2 separate regions of the Homo sapiens genome follow, and region 2 is linked to region 1. The links are chromatin loops, found by intact Hi-C in ENCODE. Cell type or tissue: PC-9. All regions are shown on one strand. Links, peaks and the distances in the headings refer to the core of each region. The heading gives the core; the rest is flanking DNA.

What was found. Peaks named below come from ENCODE experiments on the same cell type or tissue, not always from the same donor. Only the 100,000 strongest peaks of a DNase experiment are listed, where the experiment ranks them.
Region 2: a loop joins it to region 1, with 4 times the contacts of the local background. A loop is called at or near these places in 11 of 110 quality-filtered maps.

Annotation. Positions count from the first base shown.
Region 1 is chr15:86,223,511-86,239,183 of GRCh38, forward strand. AGBL1 (AGBL carboxypeptidase 1) reads left to right here. Exons shown (of 23, transcript NM_001386094.1): 6 at 1,404-1,441. Among named protein-coding and RNA genes, the nearest start is that of AGBL1-AS1, 86 kb to the right of the region's middle. RefSeq lists an enhancer at 13,417-14,295. In PC-9, for the core only: a CTCF peak has its summit at 8,838; no DNase peak of the experiment used is centred there; H3K27me3 peaks cover 1,220 bases.
Region 2 is chr15:85,858,030-85,873,702 of GRCh38, forward strand. No RefSeq gene overlaps it. Among named protein-coding and RNA genes, the nearest start is that of MIR548AP, 40 kb to the left of the region's middle. RefSeq lists an enhancer at 824-883. In PC-9, for the core only: a CTCF peak has its summit at 7,240 (motif pointing right); no DNase peak of the experiment used is centred there; H3K27me3 peaks cover 6,666 bases.

The sequences.
Region 1 (15,673 bases), core at 5,187-13,186:
TTTTCAATCCACTGTTGTGAAAACTCTGTGGGATTCAACAACAGTGGGATTGAAGAAGCTGAAAGTTGATAAGAGGAAAACCGTTTGAAGGATAAATGAAGTAGTCCATCCATGAAAGCTAGCCTCGCCCTCTTTTAACTGCCCTATGGTCATTTTGGTCTCCCTGAGTGGGGGTGTCATCCCAGTTGTGGGTTTGCACAGGGGCCTGTGAATTTCAGGCTTTTGCTCTTGTGGAACTGCCTTGTAGGTTATGGGGAGCAATGCTTTCACATGTACTGCTTTTCTACTGTATTTTACTTTATATTTATTCTTTCATTTATCTTCCTTTTTACTGCTGGCTCTGTTGTTCAGTATTAGCTAATATATTGCAAAGTGAGCTTTCATTGACCAGGCAGAGGCCAGGGTAGGGCCACTGAGAGATTCTGGAGAACAACAGATGGGGAGGAAGCAGAGGTGTGCAGCGAGATTCCTGGGATTGGGATCCCAGCTCTGCTGACATGTCTGTACAGTCTTGGAAGTGTGATCTAGCCTCTTTGGCCTGTTCCTCCAATCCTGAGAGAGGTGGTGGAAACAGATCACTGCTTAGCAGGCCTTAGGGATAAGTTACTAGGGCCACACAGAATCTTCTATTTTTTTAAAAAAGCAAACACAACTCTCCTCCCTATAATTATACTACACTGCCCTCAATGCCAGTGAAGTTTTCCTTTGCCCTGTAGGTAGATTTTTGTGTGACCTTCTCAGAAGCAGGAAACAGATTGAAAAGCCACTAAGATGTGGGTCAAAAAGTATTTTTCATTCTCATATGTGTCCCTTTGTTGCAAAGACTGTGACATTCCTCCATGGCAGAAAGGAATGAATTTGGAAGAAAAATCCCAACATAACTATTTTCCACCCTAAGGAAACAGCCTCTCTTTGCAATGTGTGAATGCATTTTCCACTGCATCCCCAGGGGTATGAGTGTTTCAAGAAGTTTGCACTGTGCTGCTACATTCACTAAGCCCCCAAGCCCCACTCCTTCCCAGACCATCCTCCAGAGTCCCTGCAAGTTTCCAGAAACAAACAAATCAAGAGACTGACAAGAGCTCTGCCTGGTATGAATAATAGAAAAATGAGCCACTCTGTGCAAGGAAGTTGGTGGAAGGTGGGAGGCAAGCAGGGGAGAGAAAGAGATTTTCAGCAGCAGAGGGGACCTCAGAGACCCATCTACAAGACGGACACTTCGCTCAGCGTTATTTCTGCATTTATGCCTCTTTAATGGTCAGCGGGGCAATCAATAGATTGCCTGCTACCTGGTTAATCATGGGTCTGTTATGGGGTGGCAATGGGCATGCTGGCTGTGGGATCCATGTGCTGAGAAAAAGACCATTGAATGTTGACTGTTACTTTTCTTTCTCTTTCCCCAGGGCAGCCACTGAAGTTTTGGCAGCATTGCTGAAATCCAGTAAGCACCTCTTTTGAAGGGTGGCTATTTCTCTCCACTCTGGGTTTAATGAAAGATACTTTCTGGTCCCCATGGCTGTTTCTTTTTTTTTTTTTTTCATGAACTACTATTTCTCAATCACCTATGGCTAATTCCTGACCTTGAAAGTGATAAAGTCATGTCGTGGGTCTTTGGGGGTAAGATAGAGAATATTATGGCTGTTCCAGGTACATGACCACAAAGAGAAAATAAATATTATCCATACACAATGCCACCAAGACAATGGACCCTAAAGGGGGTATATTGACTACTGTGGAGCTGATGGACCCTCCACCCCTGTCTAACAGAGCCAGCAGTCCCTAAAGATTGTTGAAATAAATTCCAGGTTCCAGTGGGATTGCCTCCAGGTCCCAGTGGAAGAAAAGATTTTGGCTGGCTGGAGAGAAGTATTCCTGTATTTGGTTCTCAACTCAGCTCAGCTCATGAGTCTATATTCTTGGGCAGGTGGAGTGCTGGGAATTGCTTGGACAATGATGATGCTGATAACAAATTTATATTTAAAAGTTGACTCTTTTCTCAGTTACTTGAGTGATTGCAAAAGAATAGCTCTGGGGTTCTGAATAATTTGAGGAATTTTTTGCCTGGTAGCCCTGGCCTAATTACGTTGGGAGTCAATTTCATGTGTGCAATATAATAGCAGGCACAATGCACTTGGGAGGGAAGAAGTCTTAGCTTAATGTTTTTACTCATTTTTTCCTCCTTACCTCTTCATCTATTTTAATTTGGCACCTTGGAAGCCAGCTGCTTCAATTGTGATATTTGTTTCTCTATAGGGAGCCTGAGGCCTGTGGGTAATAGGTGAACTTTAATAAAACTTTTAAATAAATAAATAAAAATAAAAACACTCTCTCCCCCCATCCATACATCTCTGTCAACTATAAGCAGAGAGAAAGAGCCAAATCACATGCTGTTTCCCTTTATAGGCTTAGAAAAATTGAAGCTTGAATTCATTTGGTTTATTTGAATTTGATATGAGATGCAAGTCCACATCTGTGGACTTGACATGAGATAAGCTTGATAAGCTGTGATATGAGATAACTTGAGATAACTTGATAAGCTGTGATATGAGATCCACAGCTTAAAGACCTGCAGGTAGAGTGGAGGTGGTAAGAGCAGGATAGGGGAGTGAAGAGGAAGGGCTTATGAAGCCCTGGAGATAGGAAGGGATGGAAAAGTGTTACTGTGGGTTCTGGGGAGAGGACCATTCATTCTTCAGACTGAACTTGCTTCAGGTTTGGCATCTCGGTTCTCATTATTTATCTGCTCCCTCGGTTGCTCCCAAATGCCTGGTGTTTGAAGCACCAAGGTGAGGGGGTGTTGAATTGCAGGAGGAAAAGATGCTGAGAGCAGCCTGGTAGGCCAGCCTGTGAATGTCATGCCTTGGGAAAGAAGCTATCTCTCAAATCCCCCCAGCCCAGCCTTGGCATGGAGGACTTGATGTTTCATGGGAAGGGAGCCCAGAGAGCTGAGTAAGGCTGGCTTACTTTCTACATACACACTTTCCTTAGCTCTTGAGCTTACGGTTGAGCATCCTGATATAAATTGTACCTACCTAGATGTGTAAAACTCTGAAAGTAGTCTTATGTCAGTTGTTTACTCTATTGATCAGGAACACAATGCCTCAGCCCAGGAAAAACCAATAGCCAGTGCAAACACGGCTTGATTCAGGCTCAGACCGTGTAGCTAGGTTTTCAACACACCAGCCATGCCTAGTAGGCTGAGTGTGCAGTGATGGGCCTCAGCTTTTAGAATTTCTAACTTCTTCTTTCCCTTTAGAGCTTAGCTCAGATATTGCCTCCTCTGAAAATCCTTTCTCTGACTACCACAACTTGGATGCCCCTCACCAATGCTTTTATAGGCTCTCCCAACTCAGACTTGATTACATTGTGATGAAATTGCTATTGTCTGTCTCTTCCAGCAGACTGCAAGCTTTTGAGGGAGAGAGTCATCTGTATTGGTTGTTGTATTACTTGCCTCAGCACAATGAAAATCCTGAAATAAGTATTTGTTGACTAAATTTTTTTTGTTGTTGTTTTCTTTTTAAAATAATTTTGAGTACTGGGATACCAAATTTTTAAATGAATACATGATTTGTGATTTTTCCCATGTGTAAAAATGGCAGTACTGCCCCCTTCTACCAGAATCTAACATCCATGCATAGAACCAATGATCTAAACATTTGTGATTCTCATCTCTATTTACCTGTTCTAACAGATTGGTGGAGAACTGCAATAGCTTGCTGTCCTCCACATATAAAACGGGTTTTAGTGTCCCACTAGGAGGATGTATAGCCTATTTGCTAATTCTGCTGAGCTGTCTATACATCTTTGGTGTTAATTATAACACAAGGTAGTTGGATGAGAGGTTCTCTAACATTCTTTCTAACACTAAATACTCAGCCTTAATGTGTATCAGGGTTTCTCAATGTACCATTGGCATTTTGGACAGGATAATTCTTTGCTGTTAGAGTCTGTTCTGTGCATTGCAGGATATACAGCAACATCCCTGGCCTCTACCCACCAGACGCCAGTATCATGCCTCAGTTGTAACCAAAAAATTATCTTCAGACTCTGCCAAATATCCCCCATGGGGGGTGGACAGTAAAATTTCCACTTGTTGAGAATCACTGATGTGTATGTATTTGGGTACACACATGAGCTGAAGCTCATTCAAAGTTTCAAAAGACCCCTTCCAAAATACCTTTATTGATATTTCCAAGAAATGCACTTCTTGCATAATTGATGTGAAATTCCTCAGTATCAGCCTCATTCATATGGGTTCATAAGAGGTAAGAACACTGAAGGCAGAATGTCATTGTGAGCATTTACAAAGTACTTTGGAGGGAAACAGATTCTACAGGATCTTGAGGGTCTGAGAATGAGGAGGGCAAATAGATTTAATAATGAGTAGAAAGTCCAATGTGTGGGTAGGAGAATTCTGAGATCATGTTTAAGCTCAGCAAGAAAGAGGACTTCATTTAAATCGCAAAGTCTGTCATGGATTTGGGGAGAAGTAATAACAGCATGCTAGGCAGCTGCCGTCTTTGTTTTACCAGCCTATCAAAAGTATTGATGGCATGAAGGGTCTGGTTATAGATGGTACCAACATTCTGATGAGTCAGGGGTTGCTGCAGGGCATAGAAGTGTTGTGGAATTTTCTATTTGCTTTACATTGCCTATATGTCATGTATAGTTAAGACCTGATGTGGAATATCTTTCGACTTGGACCCCAGAGTGAGTTTGCCTCAGCCGAACTTAAATTCAGGAAGTCAGTTTCTGTCTAAAATTCAAGACTTCACCATCTGGCACTGATATCTGGGAACGTTTATGTAAACCTTTAGCTCCTAAAGGCACACTCCTTTTAGCTGGTGATTATTCTGAGCTTGATCTTTGCTTGTCAGTGAGTGTAAAAGTTGGCCATTGTAATCGTTCTCTGTAATTGCATCCCAAAAAGGAAATAATTCTCTGATCTAAGTAAAGCCAGGAGTAAAGACCCACTACTCTGCAGGGAGAGGGGGCAGTCAGTGGTCCTGTGACAGTAAACACTAGGGTGGGTTGGAAATCTGAGGCCACTGAGGCCCTATCAAGTAGTGACAGGCGGAGGTCATCCCCAGGAAAAGCAGAAGTGAGGGATCAGGGAGACTTGGAGTCTACCCACAGTAACCACAGAAAGCAAGGGAAAGATCACCTGCATTGCATTTGGAAGATCTCATTATTCAGCTTTCTCTTTTATCAAGTAGTGACTGCATGAAAAGCCAGTGTAGAATATGTGGGTGTTGGGAAAAGAAAAATGAACAAACACATTTCCCGTCTCTGTCTCTTTCTGGGCAATAGCAGGCAAAATAAACCTGGAAATCCTAGTTCTCTTCTCCAGTTATCTCAGCAATTTGGGATCCTACAAATTAAAAATCATTGCTCACTCAAGGTTCCTTTCTGTGTCTATGTAGGCTGGAATGGTCTAATCCAAATCCCGTGCCTTTCCTTGTATCAGTTCCCCTCTTCTCCACTCTCACATGCACAAATCCCACCCTAAATTGTCCTGTATTGAAAGTTTTGCCTTTTTATGCTTTATCCTATCCAAACACATTTAGCTTTTTATTCCTGAAATGTAGTAAAGCTTTAGTCAGGAAATAGTGCTACTTATTATTGCAGGAAATTTTTTAATATAATAAATCAAAACAACATGTCCTTTGTTTTTCCCTCTGTATTAGTCTGTTCTCATGCTGCTATGAAGAAATACCTGAGGCTGGGTAATTTACAAAGGAAAGAGGTTTAATTGACTCAGTTTTGCAGGGCTGAGGAGGCCTCAGGAAACTTACAATCATGGCAGAAGGGGAAGCAAACATGTCCTTCTTCACATGGCAATAGCAAGGAGAAGTGCCAAGCAAAAGGGCAAAAAAACCCTTATGAAACCATCACATCTCATGAGAACTCACTCACTATCAGGAGAACAGCATGAGGGTAACTGCCCCCGTGATTCAATTACCTCCCACCAGGTCCCTTTGATTCAAGATGAGATTTGGGCGGGGACACAGCCAAACCATATCACCCTTTCTTATCATCTGCCTTCACTCTGCCTTTATCTCATCTCATCTTCTTCTACCTTCATCTCTGTCTTTTCCTCTTTTTCCCTCATCCTTTTTGTCATTTCTCATTTCCCTGTCCACCTTTCCCTCTTTCTTTTTGCTTCCTCAATTACCTTCCATGAGCATTAGGCATAAATGCATTTTTGAAAAATTGTGACCCTGGAAGCGGCACTTGAGTAAGTGTGCGGCAATGGGATTATGCCTGATTTGTACTGGCTCCAGAAATGAATCTTCAAATAATGTCTTAGTATTAACCTTGCTGTCCAGATTTAAAGGTCATATTCTTGCAACAAGAAAACGCCTTCTGGTTCAGGCCCTAAAACTTAATAAGGGAATGATAAGTCTCTGTCAGACCACTCTCCAATTTAAGAATTAGCATTTAAAGGAGTCTGGAAGTTTGCAGAAGTTGGGGCATGGGAACAGAAAAGCAAGTTAGCAAAGGAAGAGCGACAGAGAAGAAAAGGGGGAGGGAGAGATGTAAAAGAGCTAATGGGAAGTTTGGCAGGAAGTTGAGACTTCTCACAGATCTTCCTCGTTAATGCTCTGTCTGGCTGGTTCACAGGGACAGCCCGTCAGCCTGTTGCTCCAGGAGGCTAGGAAGGGAGGGCATTCTAAGTGCTGAGAGCCGGATCAGGAACAGACAGCCTCATAGTCTCAGGAGTCGTCTGCTGTGACCTGGCAATCAGCAATGCAGAGACGGGAGAATGTGATTGATGGCCAAATGGCTGCTCTACTACAAAATGTCAAAGAAGGGGCCATCTTTGATATGCACCCAAATCAGGTCTTTATAAGAATTCTAAGAGTTCCAAGGAGTCCTCAGAATGGCAATATATGTTTAGGATGGTTGGCATTGTTAATCCTTTGATCTCATGACCATGCACAAGTACCAGTGGATCAATGCAGCTGTCACTGAACTTGCATGTAAATTCTGTGTTTCCACACTGCCTGTGGTCTGCCCTCCTGGCTCCGGGCTCTGCCCTGCCTTGATGAGAATGATGCCCCCAAAGTTTTGCCCACAGAGTGTATTTCTTCCTTTAGTTTCCAGATGAGGGCCATGGAGTCAGACTACGAGAACTGGAAAACACCTTCAAGGCTGTCTCATCCAGGGATATTCAAATATTTGTTTTTAAAAATTCGTTCTTATTATTCATTTTTAATTGAAAAGTTAAAATGTATATATTTGTGGTGCACCACATGATGCTTTGAAATATGTAGACATTGTGATGGTTGAATTGAGGTAATTGACACATGCAGTTTTTGAGTAGAGAGCTCAGAGTCACGTCTGCCCGGCTCCCATCAATTAGCCCCAAGGCGGCCTCTGAGACACAGTCACAAAAAACAGGGCTCCTGTGAACACAGAAAACTATTGATCTTACCTCCCCCATCCCCCTTATTTTCACAGGAGGAAACTGAGGACCAGAGAGAGGGCGTGATCCACCTAGATCTCTGAGACTTCGAATGTTTCATGTCCAGCCCTTCTTTGGGTCTTGGCACAAATAACACTGTTCATAGAACCTTATGTTTATATTTCAGAGAACTAACCATACTGTAATTGATGAATCATGTTTTTTTTGCATATTATGTGTGTATGCATATTTTTCCTACTGGGTATAGCTCCAAAGGAACTGGGATTCTACTGGATCCCCCATACCTCATACTGGGCTACACCCAGAGTAGCTGATAATACATTAATGTTGACTAAGAAAGAATTCCAGGTTCCTGACTTTAGCCTCACACATTTGCTTTCAGTATGCCTTGGTGAAGAGTCCAGCCTAATTCCCGTCCCCAGAAGGAATCAAATTGTGGCATGATTATAGAGCTGATGTCTCTTCTTCCACCATAACTTCTGGAGAAGCATGCAGTATATTTCTGTGATGAGCCAAAAATTTGCTTCAAATAATATTGATAGATTTTTGCATTTGTTACACTGGGATGGACGGCTGTGATTGAGTGTGCAGGAATGCAGCATAGCAAGCTATATCCATCACGCTGTTGGTTTGAAATGACAACCCAAATATCTACCATTTAGCAAGAGTTCTTAGTATGTCAGGCACTCTATACACAGTTAGCCTATCAAGGAGATTTTATAATCCCCATTTTACAGATGTAGGAACTGAAGTTTGGAAAGCTGAAGTAACTCACATCGTTAGTGGGCTGCAGGGCTTACCTGCCAGTCTCCAGACCCCTGGGACCTGAGCTCTGTGCTGAACCGAGGAAATTAATGAGGCTAGGTTTATTTAGCCTAAAGAAGATATGACTGGAAGCTGAAAAAAAGCTAAATAAATACTGTCTAAGTATTAGAAGGATTATTGTGGGAGGGGGTATCTGTCATTGAGGTTAGAAAAGAACATGGTCCATGCCTTGTAGGCATCTGAGTGGGACCCAGCAAGAGGTACCCAGCACACCACCATGGCTGTGTAAAGGGCCAGGGTCTCTGCTGCCCTGAGGCCGAGCCTCAGGCCGGCCGATGAATGGTGGGGTGAGAGAGAGGAAGGAAGCAGGAAGAATTACAGACTCCTCATGCCATGCTGTGTTCAACTTGGCACATGGCTTTTTTTCCTGGGCTCCAAATTCAGTCCTCTCTGCCAAAATGTTATGTCTTTTGCATAAGTCCATAGAAGAGCTTAAAAGGTTTAAGCTAAAGGGATACTACCTGTCCTCGTCGCCCCCATCCCTGTCCCCTTGGGACGGTCAGACCCAGTAGGTTGGGCGGGCCTTGGGCTGAGCCGCAGACAGTAAAGCATATCGTTCCTCTTCCGGCCATGTGGTGGTGCTGTTCTTTTAGTTATCTTGGCCGCGCTAGTCCAATATTTATTTTCAGTGAGTAATTTGTTTATCAGGAGGTTATTTTAATGTAATTTTGGCCATATTTGCTATTCCATACTATCTGTGCTTCCCAGCGTTAGCAGCTTGCGTGTCTTGAAGGAAATTAGCTGAAGATGGTCTCAGAGGCATTTGCTAAGCCATTATTTAAGGGAGTTGGGAGGAGGCAGGGTGAGCAGAGCCAGGGGTGGGAACAGCCGATGGAATTTGTTGCATTTTCAGTGATGTTAGCATGATGGATCGGGACTTACGGAGGGCAGGAGCACCCGGAGCTGCTTTTTCAGAGCTGCCTCTGGTGAATCCTAGAACATCTTGTAGTTACGTCTCCCCATTTCCCCTCTCGCTCTTTGATAACCTGTTATCTTCCTTGCCTGGTCAGGAAAACACCATGTAAGGACAATGCCCTCCTGCCTCCCCGCCCTGCATGTAGCCCTCATGCCGTGTCATAGTATATTTTGTGAACCTTTTACTGCCAGCCCTCAGCGAAGTGGGAAGGAGGGTAGGGAGTAGGGAGAGAATGAGTGTTTATTAGAGTACCTGCACTGAATAATGACTATCAATAATTACGGAGCACAGCACTTGCTAGGCACTTTACACATGGCATCTCATTCTCACTAGAGCCTGTAATATTATGATCCCCATTTTACATGCAAGGAAGGTGTAATCAGGAGAGGTTAGTGACTTGCCCAAGATCCCACACATGGTAAACGAAGAGCTAAAATTTGAACTCAGTTGTGACCATTTCCAAAGGAGAAAAGCTTCATATTTCAAAGATTATTCCCACCTTCCACATGGAGTCAGGAAACTGGACTCTGGGTTCAATGCAGCCATTGATTGGCTCTGTGACTTTAAACTAGTTCTTTGCTAGTTTAAATCTTACCAATTATCAAACTGAAATCAAACACTTGACTTCAGTTTGGTTTTTCAAACATGGGAGGGCTAGCCCAGGCGAGGAGATTAGAAATTCTTTAGTAGCAAAACCTTTTTTTTTTTTTTCTTGAACATAAAATCTTTTGAGGGAAATTGCATGCATAAAGCAAACAATGGGGAGTAAGGGGAGACCCCAATTAATGACAGCATGACTTGTCCTTTGCCCCTCCCTTTCCTTGCCTCTTGATAGGCATTGAGAAACACCCAAAGAAGTTCCTGAGGGGCCAGAAGAAATCAAGTTTGAAAACCTCTGAAGTAAATATACTCAAGGGACTCTTTCAGAGCCCAGTCTGTTGTTTGAGATTACAACTTAAAAAATGGGCTGACACTTTCCTTGGGAGGTTTGAAAATGTGTTAAATCTTACTATGCAGTGGCAAGAAGGAAGAACTAGTGAAGTTTGACCTGGAGGAAGATCCAAAATATTGTTCTCATCCTCCAGCCCTAGTCAAGTAAATTCTGAGTCTCTTGGGACTAACAGACCTAATGAAACAATTGAACTGAACCTGACCCAGTGAGGAGGGTCAGCTTCCAGTTGGGATTTTACTGGCAGGCAGGATGGGCAGTATAATTCCACCTTCCCAAGGTGGCCAGGGTGTTCCCAGGCACCCATTCTGGGTCCAACACAGCTGTGGATGGTGGTGTTGAGTTTTTCTTGTTTGAGACAAAACTCTTGGTCACATAAGATATTGTTGGGTTGTGATTGCCACTAATCCTAGTTCTTACACTCATGCAGGATGCTGTCTTTTATCAGGAGATCCTGTCAAGACTTAGTTCTATCTCAAGGGCTATTCCTCTGTCCTGTGTATCTGCTTGTAGGTTTCAGCCATGTTGTTTCTTTGACCATAGTATAAAAGTGCTCAAGGTGGCTTGGTGGCATGTGTGCAGAATGGTGTATGTTCCCTGTAAGCTCAGAACTCTTACTCCGAAAGAGTAAGTCACAAGGCCGAGAGCGGTGGCTCATGCCTCTAATCCCAGCACTTTGGGAGGCCAAGGTGGGCAGATCACAAGGTCAAGAGTTCCAGACCAGCCTGACCAATATGGTGAAATCCCGTCTCTACTAAAAATACAAAAATTAGCTGTGCGTGATGGCATGCACTTGTAGTCCCAGCTATTTGGGAGGCTGAGGCAGAAGAATTGCTTGAACTCTGGAGGCGGAGGTTGCAGTGAGCGAAGATCACACCACTGCACTCCAGCCTGGGCGACAGAGTGAGACTCTATCTCAAAAAAAAAAAAAAAAAAAAAAAGAGTAAGTCACAGTGGAGAATAGCACTTGCTCAGTGGTCACTGTGCAGGCTCTGGAAAGACTGTGTAGAGTTGAACTGTGGCCACTGTGGCATGTTTCTTAATGACTCTGTGCTACACTTCCCTCATCTGTAAAGCAGGGAAAACAGTACACTCCAAAGATAATTGGTAAGATTTAAACAAGGTGATGTTTAAAAGAGTGGGAGTACAGTACTGGATCTTGGTACATCTCAATAAAGATGAACTCTTGTTTTATTGTCATCACCATTTCAAAAGTCCTGGAGGTTTCAGGAAGTGATGATATAAGGGCATAAAGCCTGATGAAATGTAAATTTGTCTCCCAAGATCTTCCCCGAGGGTTGAATGATATCTGGTTGTTTTTAGAGTCTGTCTTTTTTTCAAGAAGCTTTTTCTGTAAAAGCGCCAGATGATAGTAAATATTTTACGGTTTGTGGATCAGACAGTTCTGTCACAGCTACTTAACTCTTCCCTTATAGGACAAAAACAGCAACAGACAACATATAAAGAAGTGAAAAACTTCATGAAAACGGGCTGTGGGCAATTTGCTGACCCCCTACTTTAGACTATGTGAGCCTCGGATCTGGGGACTCTGTTTTATTCTTATTTCTTAAGCTATTCTTCTTATTCTTATTTCTTATTCATTCTTCCTTATTTCTTAAGCTATTGACTCTAATGTGTTTTATAGAGTGGACACTCAGAGTAAGTTATCTAAATGAACAAAGGAATCAGTGAATAAGTGAATGCGTGCAGATTGAACCCTGCTCAATCAATCCGCATGCACTTGTTTTGTTTTACTCTAGGGAATCAAAGGTTAATATCCAAGGTTGATGAGTTCTAAATGTCTTAAATTTTAGAACTTGTATCATCCCGGCATAATTGATGACTGGCTATGGATTGACAAAGATAAATTATCACAAAGATTTAAGGAGATAGAGAAAAATATAAACATTTCATGACTCAGAAAGTACATCATGGCTTCCTCATCACTTTCAGGATTGGCTGTACAATTATTTATTTACATCAAGATGTACCTAAGGTGTTTCCTAGCACCTTCTAATAACAGCAGTTTACAAAGCAGCTTTTCATATATACAATCTCATTTAATCTTCACCATGGTCCTGTCAGACGGGTAAATATTTAATTATTCTATAACAGTAGTTCTCAACATGAGTGACTTTGCCCCAGAGGGAGCAATTAGCAAGGTCTGGAGACATTTGTGGTTGTCACATCTGTGGTGGGAGAGGGTGTGCTGCTGGCATCAACTGAGTAAAGGCCAGATTGCTGCTGAACATCCTACAAATGCACAGGATGGCCCCACACAATGAGTAATATCAGCCCAAGATGTCAGTAGTGTGAGGATGAGAAAAATAGTGTTCTATACAGAGGACACTGAGGCCGAAAGAGATTGACTGACTTGCCCGAGATTGTGTAATATGCACTTGGCATATTGGGACTAACCTCTACTCCTTCCTTTCACTACTGCAGGTTTTAAACTTTTTTTTGAAAGAAATGAATGTTTATTTTTATTTTCAAATGAAATCCTTTGCAGAGCCACTGTATATAAACAGATGACAGTGTAGCTGCTCTGGGGACAATGGAAGTTAGAGACGCTGCTCAGCCTTTTTCTTAGCCCCTTCCACCAGTCCCAGGGGCACACAGTATGGCAACCACTGCCCACAGACCGTGAGGCACACAGAGCACTAGACATCTCTTGGCACCCCAGACTTCCAGATGTCCCTGGAAACTACTACTTTTTTTTTTTTTTTTTTTCCAGTAGGGGATGAAGCATCCAAATTCTGCTTCAATAAAATGCATTGCACAGAAGAAGAGAGAATGGAAGCATTGGGGTCACATATGAGGCTATTGATTGCTGGTGCAGCCCAGGTAATAGGAGAGGATGGACATATCGAGAGTGATAGGAGTTGAGTTAAAAGGAGAATGCACACGGCTCAAGGTTCTGTGATTGCATAGTGTTACAGCTCTGAGGACTGGAGGAACACCAGGATCCTTAGTCTCGGGCCGAATTGGATAAAACGACATGAACACACATGGAGTAGTTTTAAGGAGTGGAGAGTTTAATAGTAAAGAAAGAAGGAAGAAGCCTCCCCATACAGAGACAGAGGGAGGGGGGCTCCAAAGCCGAGAGAGGAAACCAGAGTGCGGCAGAAATCAGCTGGAGGCTGGAGGAGGGGGTATCTGATTTGCATAGGGCTCAGGGGATTGGTTTGACCAGGCGTGTCATTCACATAGCCCGGGGAAAAAACTGACCCTCCCACCCTAGCCTTTTAATATGCAAATACAGGGTACCCTGATGTTCCACACACACGGGGATATGTGGGCGGGGGGGGGCGGGGGGGGGCGGGGGGGCGCCAAGTTGCCAGGCACATGTTGGGGCAAGGGCAAGAAGATGTGGGTGGGCCCAGTTTCTAATGGTGGACTCAGTTTTTAATGGCCCACATTTGCATATCAAAGCTGGCCAGCCCAGCTCTAAAAGCCGGGCCTTTCCTGCTAGACAAGAAACGTTCTGGAGCTACTTTAAAAGAAACAAAAACTTCCCAAGGACCCTCTTTCCTCTGTATCTGCCTAAAATAATTTCTTAATAACTCCTATAACAATAGTGACACACTATTGGCTGACATAAGGCTGAAGGGTGGCAGGCTCAGGGGTGCAGAAGCATTTGCTATTTGCCTCTTCCTCATACACTCAGGGCCTAGAGGCACAATGCAGTGTGAACCGATTCATGAGCGATGCTTGCAACGCAGGGCAGAATTGCTTTCCTGCTGTCTATGTTGGTTGTCTGTACTCTGGCCAGAAGCAGGCAGCATCACTGGTGGACAGACGGGTGCCTTAAATATCAAGTTGGGGAGAAAGGAAGGTGAGGGAAGGTCTCTGATTTTCTTCTTCTTGATGTAAATCCTGGCTTTCTTCTTTAAGTGTCATCCTCTGATGAGTTGACAGTGGACACAGCAAAGTCAAACCAGGTGGAAGATTTTCTAGACCTGGAAGGGATAATGGCTTGTCTTGGGGTTTAGCAAGTACTTCCTTCCCCACCCACAGTCTAGACTCAAAATAAAAATTTGGATGGATAAAAAAACTCCTATACAAATTTCTAGGCCTATTTCTAAGACAATTATTCTGAAGGGTCTTCTTGCAGAGATGCAAAAACAACAGAAAGGCGAGTGAGAAATTCTCAGCCTGACAGATTCCCCCGCTTTTGCACAACCTGTTGGGATGAGTCTCAAAATGGTGGGGGGTCACACATCCTGATCCCTGCTCACCTTTCCCGTCATCTGCTACTACTGTCCCCTTGCTTTCTTCACCTGGCTTTAGCTCCTGGACTTTTCATTATTTGTACTTACCAAGTTTTTGCTTTATCCACTTGCTGTGTGCCCTTGAGGTTTGAAGAATTTCCTATCCCCAGATCTCTGCATCCTGGTTCCTTCTTGTCGCTCATGCCTCAGCTCCAATGCCCCCTCCTCAAGGGTCTTCCCTGATCATCCAACCTAAAGCAGCCACCCTACCTCATCACTCTAGTGCCACTGTTTTGTTTTCTCTGTATCACTTGTCTCTATGTGAAATTGCCTTGTTTAGTTTTCTTTGTGTGTGCCTATTTGGTATCTGCCTCCCCCTGCCACTCCTGTGGGACTGCAAACCCCATAAGAGGTGAGGCTTTCTCTATTTCATTTTCTGCTGCATCTCTGTTGTCAATAATAGTGCCTGGAACAACTGGTATATCGTAGTTGCTAAATAAATGTTTGCTGAATGGATTAAGGGTGGTACCTTGGGTTTTGGGTGTGTGAACATGGTTTTAGTTTATAATTTACTCTCTGCCTAGCCATAGGGAGAATCTGGCTTTCCGGACAAAGGCCTGTATGTTTATTTGCATCTAAGAAGCAAACCTCCCAAGAGTCTACCATGTTAGAGAATTTTCAAACTAGCAATATTGAAAAATCAACCATATTTTCTCAAATCTAAGTCTATCATCAACTGTGAGGTGTATGCCATTTTTTATGTGCCACTGAGTGAGAAAATGCTGTCAGTTACAATGAAAACATCACCCTTGGTAAGAAGCACCTTAATTTCAGAAATGCTAAAATGTGGATAAACATATGCCTGAGGATTGATAAAGTATGTGAGATAGACTCCTCATATGGAATGTAGAATGTTGACTCAGAAGAGTTTCGAGTCTTGTGGCGCCTTCTATGTTTATTTTTCAAATTTATTTTTTATTTTTATTTTTTTGTAGAGATGGGGGTCTCACTCTGTTGTCCAGGCTGGTCTTGAACTCCTGGCTCAAGCAATGCTTCTGCCTTGGCCTCCCAAAGTGCTGGAATTACAGGCATGCCCCTTTCTCTTCATAGGTGCAGCATTGCAACCTAAGGTCCTTCATTAGACATTGTATGTGCTGAGGGTGGGGGAAGAGCAGAGATGTGTGAGGAAGAGAAAGGTGTGGATTCTGAGGCTTTACTGAAAGTAGAGAAATTCCTGTGGTTTGGGACTAGTTCTGTGGCAAGTTATTAGAAGGAGTTGAGGATTTATAAAAAGATAGATTCATCTAGATTTAAAACAGTGGTCTGAAGTGTAGTCTCTT
Region 2 (15,673 bases), core at 3,658-11,657, 370 kb before region 1:
AATGAAGTGAAAATGAAGAAAATAAACTAGTGGCCATTTTATCTTTCTTTTATCTTTCTTCTTCTTCTTCTTTTTTTTTTTAGAGAGTCTCCCTCTGTCACCCAGGCTGGAGTGCAGTGGCATGACCTTGGCTCACTGCAACCTCTGCCTCCTGGGTTCAAGTGATTCTCATGTCTCAGCCTCCTGAGTAGCTGGGGTTACAGGTGTGCACCACCACACCCAGCTATTTTTTGGTATTTTTAGTAGAGTCAGGGTTTCTCCATGTTGGCTAGGATGGTCTCAAACTCCTGATCTCAGGGGATTCGCCTGCCTCGGACTCCCAAAGTGAGAAACCACACCTGGCCCAGGGAAACAGTATTTCTCTTCTCTTCTCTTTTCTCTTTCTTTTTTTTCTAAAATGCTGGGATTACAGGCGTGAGCCACCGCTCCTGGTCGGGAACCAGTATTTCTGATGATCATTTTTTCTCATTTGAAAGACTGAAGTTAGTAACAGTAGCCCTCTCGTTTCAGGAGAGTGAATTGATACACTTGCCCTCTGTCTGCTGAACCTGTGGGTCACACCCTGGGCTGCTGTCCTGCTTCCCCTTCCTGCAGGCTGTGCTCACAGCAGGTGGATAAAGAGCTTGCATTACTTACCGACAGCTCTTACCCAGGGAGCTCCCAGCAGTGGTGTGTGTGTGTGTGTGTGTGTGCATGTGTGTGTGTGAGTGTGCGTGTGTCTGCGCGCGCGTGCACACGTCCCTCGTGGCCGAGTCCTTTCCTCCGAACCCAGCAGAAGATCTGAACAGGTCTGAACCCCCAGGTCTCACCTCAAGGTGAGACAGGCTCATGTCTTTTTCCACAGAGCATCCGGACTCTGAGCACACCACGGTCGGCGGCGCCCGGGGTTTAAGTCTCCAGTGTTCAGTGACATTCTCAGCTGACCTCTAGGGGGCAGCATTGCCCAACTCCTCCTGCGGCCTCCTCGGGTGTGGCCCAAACCCTTAGTGCCATTCTGCAGGGCATGGTGAGCCTTCAACCAATTGCAGCTGCCACAATGGCTATGATTCCTATTTTCCTTCTTTGCCCTGTGTTGCAGCCACATGTCAGAAACGCCTGAGCCAAGGGTTTTTTTCCTTATAGAACTTCTTAGCACTTCACATCTGAAAATCTTGCTTGACATTTGGCTTATCCTGACTTTTATTGCAGTTTTTGTTTATACTATAATTAATGTCTATATTTAGTTTTAAATTCCTGGAGAGAAGGAATGTGTTTTTATTTTTTATTTTTCTTTGACTCATGATCATCTCTGCTAGCTACCCTTGCACCCCCAAACAGCAGTTAACTTAGAATTAGATCTAAGGGTCTCAGTGTGTGTTGGCGGATGATAGTGTGATGGGTGCAGGGGGTAGGGATGTAGAAACCATAAGTGAGACTCAGAGCCACTCTGTGCCTAGGAATTTCAGGGTATAGCCATATACCATCTCTAAACTCACTGCAGGACTATATTCCCAAAGGCCCTGTCGTTCTGATCCACTCCCCAACCCGATTCCTCATCCTGCTGTTTCCTTATCAAATGGAGACGTACTAACATTAATATTTACCTCATTGCCCACAACATTTGAAGAGTACATACTTTCCCCATAACCTCCTTAGGGGCTGAAGGATGAAAAGAATAGTCAAACACAGCAGCTAGGAATTTAAGGCCCAAGAGGGATCTGATGTCCTTTTCTAAAGCCTCTTGCCTCAGGGATGACCAGGTTGATGGGGCTCACTGGCTATGAACACAGTGCGGCTCTAGGAGAAGCCTGCTGGGAACTTCTCTGCATCACTAATGGTGCCTGTCTCCCTAAGGGACCTGCGGGGCAGTGGCTGATGAAGACAGGAGTGAGGATGCTGGGGGCAGCATGTTGCCCTTTGACCTCTGAACTTTTGATCGTGGTTCTTTGGCCTTACATTTGTGCACCCACTTGTGATTTTCAAACATTGTCAGGTCTCTGTTTGTATTAGGTGTTACAGGGCCTGTTGCAGCAGCCAGTACATTTGATACAGGGATTTGCCTAGAGTCACAGAGCTTACTAATGGAGGAATCAGTACTAGACTGTGAGTCTCTGGACATCTTCTTCTGTGCCGTTTCCTTAAATTTTTTTATTTTTATTTTTTTTGAGACAGGGTCTCACTCTGTGGCCCAGGCTGAAGTGCAGTGGTACAATCATGGCTCACTATAGCCTCAAACTCTTGGGCATAAGCAATCCTCCCACCTCAGCCTCCTGAGTAGCTGGGAATACAGGCACTTGCCACCACATCCAGCTAATTTTTTAAAACTTTTTTTGCTTTTTTTTTTTTTGGTAGAGATGAGGTCTTGCTATGTTTCCCAGGCTGATCTTGAACTCCTGGCCTCAAGTAATCCTCCTGCCTTGGCCTCCCAAAGTGCTGGGATTACGGGCGTGAGCCACCATGCCCAACCATATGCTGTTTCTTGTAAGTTTCACTGCCTACTCAGAAATGTCACCTCTCTGCAGGGAAGGAGGCAGAGTGAGTGGGGTGCCTTGGGAACGCTGGCAGCGCCTTGCCTTTTTCCTGCATTCCTGTCACTCACGGGAGTGGCTGGTCACGTCATCATTTCATGCCTTCTGAGTTGGATTTAATTACTCAAAGTGTAGCCCCTGGACGGCAACTGTGGCGTCACCTGGAGTGTTAGAAATGTAGATTCATGGTCCCACCCCAGGTCTGCATCAGGCTCCGTGGCTCTTTGCATTCACAGTGTCAGATCTTTTCAGGGTATTGTCATGCCGTCGTAAGACCTGTGTGGTCAGAGCTGCCCCTGTTGAGTGAATCGTCATCAAGGTGTGCATGTCAGGGGGCTGAGGGGCTCTCGCGTCCCAGGATTGGATGATATATTCAGGGACCCCAGGTGGGCAGCCCTGTGCGCTGAGTTCAGGGGTCAGATTGGCTGCCGGATGACTCTCACAAGGGCCTCTTTAAGACTCATGGGGCAGACTTCAGGTCAGGTGGGCACTGAAACCCCATGGAGTCCACAGCCCTGAGGGCCCTGTGTCTACGGCCTCTCCCTCACTCACAGGCCACCTTCAACCTTTTGTTCTTCTGCTGACCTTGTGTTCTAGGTGGACAGTTTTTGCACAGTGCTGGGCCATGCCAGACACTGCTGAAAGTCTAAGCATTTTCCCCAATATGAACAGAAAGAAGCTCACTTTATTAACAACATAAATCTAAGAGTAGTTTCATCTTCAAACTTAACTCCCAACCACCAAAGTCCTGGCTGTTTATAAAATGTTCTCCAGATGTGCCAGGAGATCCGCAACCATTGGCGGGGGACATCCTCCTGTGAGCACGTGAAGCCCATCAGTGGAAAGCATCATGTTAGCCGAAGTGGTGTCAGCTTGAACCTAGCCAATTCAGCTGAAGGCAACATCCATACCAAAGGATGGCAAGTGAAAGATTTGTTCAAGGCCGGGCACAGTGGCTCACGCCTGTAATTCCAGCAATTTGGGAGGCTGAGGCGGGAGGATCACCTGAGGCCAAGAGTTAAAGACCAGCCTGGCCAGCATGGTGAAACCCTGTCTCTACTAAAAATACAAAAATTAGCCAGGCATGGTGGCGGGTACCAGTAATCCCAGCTACTCAGGAGGCTGAGGAAGGAGAATGGCTTGAACCAGGGAGGTGGAGGTTGCGGTGAGCCAAGATTGCGCCACTGCACTCTAGCCTGGGTGACAGAGCAAGACTCCATCTCAAAAAAAAAAAAAAAAAAAAAGAGAAAAGATAGTTCATTCATCCAGCTTATTCAAGACTGCTATGCTGGGCAAGGACAGGAGGAGGCTGGGGTTCAAAATCCTCTCTGGAGGCAGAAGAGTTGAGCTTGACCACAAGCAGCAGGCTTCTCTCTTTGTTGGCCACCCCCTGACTGTGGCTCAGCTAAGAGAAACATGTTCTCACCCCAGTCTGGACAATCAGGAGAAATTCGAAAATACTGATGCTCAGCCCCCACACTGATTCCGTGTGCCTGGGTTGAGCCCAGGTGGAGCTGAGATGCACCCCCAGTGGAGAAACTTTATGGTAGGTCACTGACTGATGATTGAAATTGAGCAGGCGTCCTTGAAAAATATGCTGAGTTCTGGGCCTCATCAGAGAAGATGCTGATTGAGTAGATTAAGGGTCAGGCCAGGGACCTGAATTTTAAAAACCCATCTCAGGTGTTTCTGACAATCGTTCTGGGCTGGGAACTGCTGGTCTAGATGACGTTTGCACTATTTAGCTAATGCTCACATTTTCCAAAGAGTATGTTTAATATTAAACCAGTGGTTTTCATTCTGGCTGCATATTATGATCACCGGGGGAGCTTTAATAAAAAATACTGTTACCTGGGTCCCACCGCAGTCCAATTAAATCAGAGTCTTGAGGGCGGGGGTGCTCCAGCACAAATAGTTTTAAAAGCTCCCCAGTTGAATCTAATGTGCAATTAGGGTTGAGAACCTTTATATTAAACCTTGAAAGAACACACAGAATTTACACCTGAACTACATTTGGAGTTTGCTTTTGATTATTGTCCGCTTTTAGTTTTTTTCACAGACCTAATTTGTTATTAAGAATGTAAATTAATTATTATGGCCTGATTGGTGTAAATCACATCGGATTCGTGACTTGCTTTGATCTGAATGCTAGACTTCCATAAATACGGTTGAAGACAGCTCTAGACTTTTGTCTCCCTCTGGCTTTTTGATAGCTGTATCAATCTGTTGGCTCACTGGGCTTGTGAAATAACTAAACCTTCAGGTCTCTTTCCCATGCGCTGCCATCGATGTGGTCTGCTGTGTCAGGGATTTTTGCTAGTGATCCTTTTGCTTACTGTGGTCAGGAATGGAATGGACCTTGGTCCTGGAGAGGTGATGGGGTGACCGTTTAGGGTAGGTGAGTAACAAAAGGGCGCCCCTTCCACTGGGCTAAGCAGCACATGCTTTGCTGGCAGAGAACGGCTGGATTTCAGACCTGCTTACTCCGTCGACCACGCACTTCTGTGTTGGGTGTGAATGGCACAAGCCCATGCGGCAGGAGTGAGGAGGGGGCCCCACTTGAACCACACGGACAGGGATGGTGGAGAGTGGCTCCCCAAAGGGAGATTGAGGTGTTATTCCCAGAGATGGGGAAATGGATATCGTGTAGGCCAAACCAGCCCTGCCCTTAGACTTGGGCAAGACAGGCTCCTTCTCAGGTGCTTCTTCAGGGTATTGTCATTCCATCATAAGACCTGTGTCCAGTGTCTTATTCCATCATAAGACCTGTGTCTTCACATGCAGACGTGTGTTTATTGCAGCATGATTTACAATAGCAAGGACTTGGAACCAACCCAAATGCCCATCAATGATAGACTGGATAAAGAAAATGTGGCACATATACACCATGGAATACCATGCAGCCATAAAGAAGGATGAGTTCATGTCCTTTGCAGAGAAATGGATGTAGCTGGAAGCCATCATTCTCAGCAAACTAAAACAGGAACAGAAAACCAAACACCGCATGTTCTCACTCATAAGTGGGAGTTGAACAATGAGAACACATGGACATAGGGAGGGGAACATCACACTCTGGGGCCTGTCAGGGAGTTGGAAGTAAGGAGAGGGAGAGCATTAGGACAAATACCTAATGCATACGGGGCTTAAAACCTAGATGACGGGTGATAGGTACAGCAAACAACCATGGCACATGTATACCTATGTAACAAACCTGCACATTCTGCACATGTATCCCAGAACTTAAAGTAAAATTAAAAAAAAAAAAAAAGGCCTGTGTCTTTTTCAGTCAAACGTCTCTGCACAGGGTGGGGCCAAGCAACTGTGCCCATCCAAGCCTGAGCCGCACCACTCAGTGCCTGAAATCCCAGCCTAAGCCCACGTGGGTCTTTTCCCTGCACTACTGTGAGAACTTTGCTTTATCTCATGTCTAAGATAAACACCCAGGACATGTCTTGTAGAGATATACTCAGTCTCAGAAATGCTTGTGCCTACTCAAAGGGGGTGTGTTGGAAGGAGCCCTGGGAAGTGTCAGGCAGAGGTCTGATTGATTGTTGACTACCTACCCCATGCTTACCATATGTTTATGCCATTTTAGTCCTTAAAACAATGGTTCTCAAAGCATGGTAACCAGACCTGCAGCATCAGCGCTGCCTGGGAACTTATTAGAAATGCAGAGGTGGGAGGATCACTTGGGGTCAGGAGTTCAAGACCAGCCTGGCCAACATGGCAAAACCCCATCTCTGCTAAGAATACAAAAATTAGCTGGGCATGGTGGCATGTGCCGGTAGTCCTAGCTACTTGGGAGGCTGAGGCAGGAGAATTGCTTGAACACGGGAGGCAGAGGTTGCAGTGAGCCGAGATCTTGCCATTGCACTCCAGCCTGGGCAACACAGCCAGACTCTGTCTCAAAAAAAAAAAGAAATGCAGATGCTTGGGACCACCTGGGACCTGCTGAATCAGAGACTCTGGGGGAGGAGTCGGGGTAGAAATCTATGTTTTAACCCTTTAGATTATTCTGGGGCTTGCTCAAGTTTAAAACTGCTGCCTTAAAACATCCTCAGTCCTTAACATAATCCCCTATGTGTTATCACCACCATTCAGATAACAATCCCCAGGAGATGTCTAAGCTGCCCCAAGCAGAAAGTGGCACCTCAGTGCTGAAATGCAAACCCAAGTCCACCTAGCCTGAAAGTCCTCAGAGCTTCTTACCACATCCACCCTGCCTGCAAAGAAAATCTAGAAGCTAGTTTTTTTTCTGGCTCCTCCTCCCGCTCTCCTTCTAAGGTAGTCCACTCCCTCCTCTTTCTCACTGTCTCTGATCGTGACCCTCCCACACCTGCTTTCAAAGCTTTGTCTGTGAACCAATTAGAGGTTTGAAAAGCTGGTATCAGAAGTGCCCAGTATCATTTTTATGAGACTTCATGAATAAGAAAACAATGCCAACAAGTCAATATTGCGTGCAAATGTCAGTAAATTCCCACTCAATGGCTCCCTAGCCTGAATTTTGCAGAGTGAAATCGATGCAAGTTTTGTCAGGCCTGCTGACTTTAAAGGCGGAGGACCCTGTGCATCCAGAGAACCCACTGAAGGATGTAGGCTGCATCGTCACTCACTCTGGAAGGAAGTTAACAAAAGTACTTACACCTTTAACCTCCAGGGCATTCCTTCCCAGGCTGTGGAGGGGGGCTCCTTAGCCTGCAGTGACCTGGAATATGTTTCCAACTTTGCAGAAGTGCTGAGATCCACAAGATGGCAGCAGCCGCTCAAGCTTCGCACAGGGTCCCTGCTGCTTTTGTAATTCCCAAATTAAAAACCAAACCAAACCAAACCAAACGTACATCTGCAATCTGGAAGACGCCAGGAAAGATCATTCATTCTAGGCCTGCCCCCTTTACATCCAGAACTGTCCACATCAGAATCAATGTGAGCAAACTGCTTATAAAGGTCTTAGGGAAAAGGAATCTCAATTGTTGACTCAATTGATTCATTTATTTATTTACTTCTTTTTCCATCCTCCCAACTTTTCACTCTGAAAAGTTTCAAACCTATAGAAAAGCTGGAAGATGAACATCTTCTTGGTCTTCACTGGGATTCATCAAATTATCACATTTAGCCACATTTATTTCATCTTTCTCTCTCTTCCTCTGGATGAAAGCTTTGATAGTTGCAGACACCCTGACACTTTACCTCTCAATAATTCAACACGTCTTCTAAGAATAAAGACATTTCTTTATATAACCACAACATCACCATATCCAAGAACCTTAACATTGATACATTACTTAATTTATAATCACATTTAAATTGCCCCAACGGTCCCAGCAATGTTCTTTACAATAATTTTCTTTCTTTCCCTTCCTTCCTTCCTTCATTCCTTCCTTCCTTCCTTCCTTCCTTCCTTCCTTTCTTTCTCTCTGTCTTTCTTTCCTTCCTTCTTTGAGATGGAGTCTCACTCTGTGGCAGAGGCTGGAGTGCAGTGGTGTGATCTCAGCTCACTGCAGCCTCTACCTCCCAAGTAGCAGGGATTACAGGCGTGTGCCACCACACCTGGCTAATTTTTTTGTATTTGTAGTACAGATGGGGTTTCACCATGTCAGCTAGGCTGTTCTTGAACTCCTGACCTCCAATGATCCGACTGCCGCGGCCTCCCAAAGTGCTGGGATTACAGGTGTGAGCCACCTCGCCTGGCCTATAGTAATTTTCAATCCCCTGCTACAGAGTCCATTTGAGTATCACACCCTCATGTAGTTGTCATGTCACCTTTTTTGTAGAGCTCTCCTCCTCCGCTTTTGATCTTTTATGACATTGACATTTCTCAACAGTCCGGTTCATGTGTTTTGTAGAATGCCCAGCACTCTGGATTTGTCTTACTGATTCTGGATTATTAATCCAGGTTAAGTATCTTGGCAAGAATACTACCAGGGCAATCTGGCATCCTTCCTGTTACATCACTTCAGGCGGCACATGATGTCATGTGGTCCCATTACTGACGATGCTAAATTTGAACACCTAGCTAAGGTATCAGACCTCGGGCAGAGAACTCATTCTTGTCCTGCGCCTGCAGCAATCCTGAACGGCCACCCCACCTCCTCCCTTGACTCGCTGGTCTGTACGCTCCCTGCAGCAGCCAGAGAGATGCTCTGAAAGTGTTAGTCAGATGAGGCCATGCCTTTGCTCAAAACCTTCCTATGGCTTCCCACCATGCCCAGAATAGCTTCCAAACTCCTTGCCATGCCTTCACAGCCCTGCATGGTCTGGCTGCTGTCTAACTTCTTTTTCAACATTAAAATTAAAAAAAATTTAAAATAAAAAAATTTTAAATTGGCATAATAATTGTACATAATTATGAGGTTGATAGTGAAGCTGCAATACACATAATATATAGTGATCAGGGTAGTTAGCACACTCACCATCTCAAACACTTATCACTTCTTTGTGTTGGGAACGTACAACATCCTCCTTCTAGTTACCCGAAACTATTAATATCTAGTATCTTATTGTTAATTATGGTCATCCTACAGTGCTATAGAACACTGCAACTTATTCTCCTCATCTAGGTGTGATTTTGTATCCTGTAACAAATCTCTCCCTATTCCTCCCTGCCCTCTATACTTCCCAGCCTTTAGCATCTTCTGTTTTACTTTTTACTTCTATGAGAGCAACTGTTTTTAGCTTCCATATGAATGAGAACATGTGGTGTTTAACTTCCTGTTCCTGGCTTATTTTATTTAACATAATGTCCTCCAGTTCCATCCATGTTGCTGCGAAAACAGGATTTCATTCTTTTTTATGACTGGATAGTATTCCTTTGTGCATATACACCACATTTTCTTCATTCATCTTTGTTGGACACCTAGATTGGTTTCATATCTGGGCTATAGTGAATAGCGCTGCAATAAACGTGGGAGTGCAAAGTCTCTTCAATATACTGATTTCCTTTCCTTTGGAAAACTGCCCAATAGTGGAATTGCAGAACTTACAGTAGTTCTATTTGTAGTTTCTTGAGAAGCCTCCACACTTCCTCCATAGTGGCTGTACTAATTTACAATCCCATCAATGGTAGATGAGCTCCCTTTTCTCCATATCTTCACCGGCATTCGTTATTTTTTGTCTTTCTGATGATAGCCACTTTACACTCTAACTGGGTGAGATGATACCTCACTGTGGTTTTGATTTGCATTTCCCTGATGATTAGTGATATTGAACATTTTTTCATTTATTTGTTGGCCATTTGTATTTCTTCTTTTGAGAAAAATCTGTTGAGATCATTTGCTTCTCCTCCAGTCCACCCCCACTGCTTTGTTTGTTTGTTTGAGACAGTCTGTCTTTGTCACCCAGGCTAGAGTGCAGCAGCATGATCAAGGAGCACTACAGCCTTGACCTCCCAGGTTCAGGTGATCCTCCCACCTCAGGGCCTCCTATCCCCACAACCCTGGTCACTGACCATACCCAGCTAATTTTTGTATTTTTGGTCGAGATAGCCTGCCACATTGCCCAGGCTGGTCTCAAACTCCTGGGCTCATGTGATCCTCTGGCCTCAGCCTCCTGAAGTGCTGGAATTACTGGCATGAGCCATGATGCCTGGCCTTTTTGCCCATTTTTTAATTGGATTTTTTTCACTGTTGAGATATTAGAGTTCCTCATATATTCTGGATATTAATCCCCTGTCAAATGAATAATTTGCAAATATTTTCTCCAGTTCCGTAGGTTGTCTTCTCACTCTGCTGATCATTTCCTTTGCTGTGCAGAAGCTTTTTAGGTTTGATGTAATCTCATTTATTTATTTTTGTTCTTGTTGCCTATGCTTTTGAGGTCTTCTTCATAAAATCTTTTCCCAGATCAGTGTCCTGAAGCATTTCCCCTATGTTTTCTTCTGGTAGTTTTACAGTTTGGGGTCTTACATTTAGGTCTTTGATCCATCTTCAGTTGATTTTTGCATATGGTGAGAGATAGGGGTCTAGTTTCATTCTTCTGCATATGGATATCCAGTTTTCCTAGCACCATTTATTGAAGAGACTGTCCTTTCCCCAGTGAGTGTTCTTGATTTCTTTGTCAAAAATCAGTTGGCTGTAGATACCTGGATTAATTTCTGGGTTCTCTATTTTGTTCTATTTGTCTGTGTGTCTGTTTTTATGCCAGTACCATGCTGTTTGGGTTATTAAAACTTTGTAGTATTTTTTCTTTCTTCTTTTTTTTTTGAGACAGAATCTCCCTCTGTTGCCCAGACTGGAGTACAGTGGTGCGATCTCAGCTCACTGCAACCTCTGCCTCCCAGGTTCTAAGTGATTCTCCTGCTTCAGCCTCTGGAGTAGCTGGAATTTACAGGTGTGTGCCACCATGCCTGGCTAATTTTGTATTTTTAGTAGAGACGGGGTTTCACCATGTTGGCCAGGCTGGTCCCAAACTCCTGGTCAGTGATCAACACACCTCGGCCTTCCAAAGTGCTGGGATTACAGGCGTGAGCCACTACACCCAGCCTCTTGGTAGTATATTTTGAAGCCTGGTTGTGTGATACCTCCAGCTTTGTTTTTTTTGCTCAGGATTGCTTTGGCTATTAAGGATCTTTAATGATTCCATACAAATGTTAAGATTTTTTTTTCTATTTCTGTGAAGAATGCCACTGGTATTTTGATAGGGATTGCGCTGAATCTGTAGGTTACTTGGATAGTACCTGCCTACCTTCTGACCTTGTTTAGCTGTTCTCCCTCCTGCTCACTGTATTTACCTACCTGGCCATCTTTCGGTGTTTTTGGAGACATCAAACTGCACTTTCAGTTCTCTCCACCCTTAATGTTCTGGCACAGTGCCTCCCTCTTATTACCCAGGTTTCAGTTAAGATGTTAGTTTCATCTCTAGCTTATTTTTCTATGAAGCACTGATCATCAACTGAAATTAAGTACTTATTTATTCCTTTACTTACTGGTAAGTAAGAAATGACTTACCCCATCCTACAGGTTCCCAAGGTCCACGAAGGCCGACTCCTGGGTTGTTTTGTTTATGACTGCATCATCACCCCTAATAAAGCCCGGCACACAGTAGGTGCTCAGTAAATGTTTGTGAATGAGTGAATGAATGAAATCAGCTCAATGGGGTATTGGGGCTTTTCTTTGTTTGTTTTTCTTTGAGACAGAGTCTACCTTTGTCACCCAGGCTGTAGTGCAGTGGCACAATCTTGGCTCACTGCAACCTCCACCTCCCAGGTTCAAGTGATTCTTCTGCCTCAGCCTCTTGAGTAGCGGGGATTACAGGCGCCTACCACCACGTCCGGCTAATTTTTGTGTTTTTAGTAAAAACAGGGTTTCACCATATTGATCAGGCTGGTCTTGAACTCTTCACCTCAGGTGATCCTCCTGCCTCAGCCTCCCAAAATGCTGGGATTACAGGCGTGAGCCACTGAGCCCGGCCTTGACTCCAGTATTATCTGAGACCAAGTTCTACTCTTTGTGGGCAGATGACCCTAGACAAACTTCTTACTGTTTTGTGCCTCATTCGCTCCATCTTTAAAATGGGACTAATCCATTTCTGTCATACAATTGGCATGAAGAGTGATGTGATGGTGAGTGTGACCAAGCTCAGCGAACCATACTACACAATCTCTAAATATAAGGGGTTATTCTCATTCAGGGGCAGTTTTCCTGAAACAAAGAAATCTCAGTTTTTCTGCGTCTTCAGAACTTTCTTTCTGCAGCTGCCTGAGTAATAAAAACTAGCATTTTAGTCCAGAGTGCTTCCCTGGAAGCCTTGGTGTTTAGAGCTGAAGGGTCATTAAAAGACCAGACGGCAAAAAAATCTTTTAGATTACTGTTTCCAGAAGCTCCGTGGTTTAGTGGAAAGCCCCGGTGCTCTGGCAGTGCCCCGCAGAAACAAAGATCAATAATGCCCTTTGCAATCAATGCTTTTGGTGCTCTTCACATCTGCAGCCGCTGCCTGCCCTGGCACAGCTGCCCACCTGCTGCTTTGGAGATGAGGAGTAGACCCAAGGGTTGGACATGTCACACATCACCATGACAACCATAGCATGTGCTTGTGTGTGTGTGTGTGTGTGTGTGTGTGTACATGTTCCCATGCTATCCACCAGCTGCGGGATGAGGGGGTGCCAGGAGCCCATGGAAGGACGCCAAAGGGCGCAGCAGGTGGCTGGGGATAGGTGTGAGAGGGCTTGGATGGGGAATCAAGTGACAACTTTGCCCTCCTTTTATTTTTTTCTGTTTTTATTGAGATATGATTCATATGTCATAAAATGCACCCTTTTAAGATGTACAATTCCGTGGTTTCTAGTATTGAAAGCTTGTGAAACCATTACTAATTCTAGAACATTTTTGTCACTCCAAATACCCTTTAGCAGTCACTGCTATTCCCATGCACCTCTCCATGGATTTACCAATTTCGGGCATTTCTTGTAGGTGGAATCATATACTGTTGTCCTTTTATGACTGACTTCTTTCCCTTAGCCTAATGTTTTTGAGGTTCTTCCATGTTGTAGATACATCAGTACTTCATTCATCAGTGCTTTTCAAGGCTGAATAATATTCCGTTATATAGCTACACCACATTTTGGTTACCCATTTATCCATTGGTGGACGCTTGGGTTGTTTTCACTCTTTGGCTACCACTATGTTCATTTGTGTACAAGTTTTTGTGTGAACATATGCTTTCATTTCTCTTGGGTAATTGCTGGTTCTTTCTCTTTCATTTCTTTTCTTTTTCTTTTTTTTTGAGAAGGAGTCTCACTCTGTTGCGCAGGCTGGAGTGCAGTGGCACTATCTCGGCTTACTGCAACCTCTGCCTCCCAGGTTCAAGTGATTCTTCTGCCTCAGCCTCCTGAGAAGCTGGGATTACAGGCACATGCCACCACGGCTGGCTAATTTTTGTAGTTTTGGTAGAGACGGGGTTTTGCCATGTTGGCCAGGCTGGTCTCGAACTCCTGACCCCAGGTGATCCCACCTCGGCCTCCCAAAGTGCTGTGATTACAGGCGTGAGCCACCGTGCCCGGCTTCTTTCCCTTTTATTGCTGGCATTCCACAGCATTCTCATGTTGAAGCCAGGTATGGAGAAGGCTTGCGGCACGAGGGAGGCCCTTGGACCCTCTGAGCTCTGAGAGTCCTGCTTTGATGACTAGTGAGTGGTGAACACAGAGGCAACCCGGAGGGCCAGCACACAACCCCCTTCCTGTTTACCTGTGGTGCACAGCCGGCCAGCTCTATTTCCGTCTCCCCTGTAGCTAGCATCAGCCCTGTGACGGTTTCAGCCAATGCAATGTGGGAGGCGGTGATGAAAAACCATTTCCAGGCCTGGCCCTACAGCCCCTGCACAGCTCTCTCCCCCACCTTTCCTCCTGTGTCTGCTATATGAACACAGAGGATCCAGGGGAGACTTCTGCCCTAAGGGGTGCCACACCGATCCATGGAAGGCATCCACATCCTTGAACTGCTGTTTGATGCAGGGAGGGCCTCACTGCCAGTTCACGTTAATTTGTGATGTGAACAAGAAATAAACCTTTATTACCTCAGGCCACTGATATTTTGGGGTCGTTTCTTACCCCAGTTAGCCTGTCCTGACTCGTAGAGTTTCTTCAGGTAAGGAACATCCAGCCAGTCTCTAGAACCATCTGCAGAGCTTCTGGCCCTGCCTCCAGCTTCCTCCCACCTTGCCCTTGGCTCCCTCCACAGTGGGGTTTTCTGCAAGGCCTCCTCTGGTTTGATGTCTTCTGCTAAGGTGATCCATTGTCCTGGAATGCCTGGAATGGAGGGGTTTCTTGGGAGTTAGGTTTTCAGTTTGAAAACTGAGACACTCCCAGGCAAACTGGGATGGTTGGTCACTTCCGGACGTTCTCACCTCGTCTCCGATCTGGGACTTAGGCTGAACTCCACTGTCTTTGGCCCATCAGAGAAGAACGCCACATTTGTTGTGGTTAAAGTTTGGGAGCATCAAGGCATATGTATGAGGTATTTGCCATCTGTGGGTCAGATTTTAGGATCCTGCCTGTACTCTCCCAGGGCTGGAATGAGCTGTTTTCAGGCTGTGCTGGGAATAGATGCTTGGGGTAAGTGGGCTGATCACATCTTCAGCCAGGGCTGCCATGAGGGCAGTACTGATGCACGGTGATCCATTGGATGTTCCATATGAGGTTTATTCTAAGGAGGGAGGAGACCTACGAATGCTTGAAAAATGAATCAGGAAATATAAGACAGGTAATATAAGACTGGTCAGCCCGCCAAACTAGAGGGATAGAGTAGGTGAGAAGGCAGAAGTGAATGGAGGACTAGAAACAGTCCCGGAAAGGGAATGATTCCAGATCCATGCCTGCAAACATATCCCATCTGTCTGGGCACTCCTGTGTGCTGCTGGTATACCTTGTGGGCCTGGGTCTATGCTCTCATCCATCCTGTTTATGCATTTGGTGACTTTTGGTTTGTTCCTGGTGTGACCTCTGAGTTCTAGTGTCTGAAGGCTTCCAATAACCTCTCCCCTCAGAAGGCCCAGGAAGGACCCCAGGCTTGCTCCTTTAGCAGGTAGGACTCATACTTGTCATCCCAAGGCTAGAGCTCAATGCAAACACACCAAGGTGGCAGGTGTGATCCTTGGATGCGTGCTGTGTAATGCTGCATCCCTAGCCTTGGCTTCCCTCCTAAACCCAGGCCCCCTCCTCATCAGTGCCCACTGCTGGTCCTGGGAGGGAGTGAAGAAAGTGAGGTGGACCAGTGCCATTCATCACCACCATCAGAAAACAATCTTAAGCTCTTTTGTTCACAAGCCAATAGTACTGTTTTTGGAATGAAGGATAGCTGCTGGTTTGGCTCTGTTGTAAGCCAGCAATAAGAGAATTAAAGGACTCATTAAGGTCCTCCAATGATGTAGACAAGTGCTCTCAGTGGTCATTCCCCATTAAAAGTGAATAAGACTATCAATCGAGTCAGATATTAGACTTGAGTTCCTTTCTCTAAGTGCAAAAGGGTGTTTTCTGGATCATGAAAACGAAATGCCCATTTCTCTTCAATCAAGTTAACACAAGGGACCTGTGGGGAGAGTCTTTCTGTTCTCGTGATGGAGGATTTGCTGAATTATCGCAGCTGAGTCTTTCTAAGGTTGTTTTCATCATAGATGCTGGAAGAGCCATTGCAGCTGCAGACACAATACAGGCAGGGGCTCTGTTGAGAGGCATATTC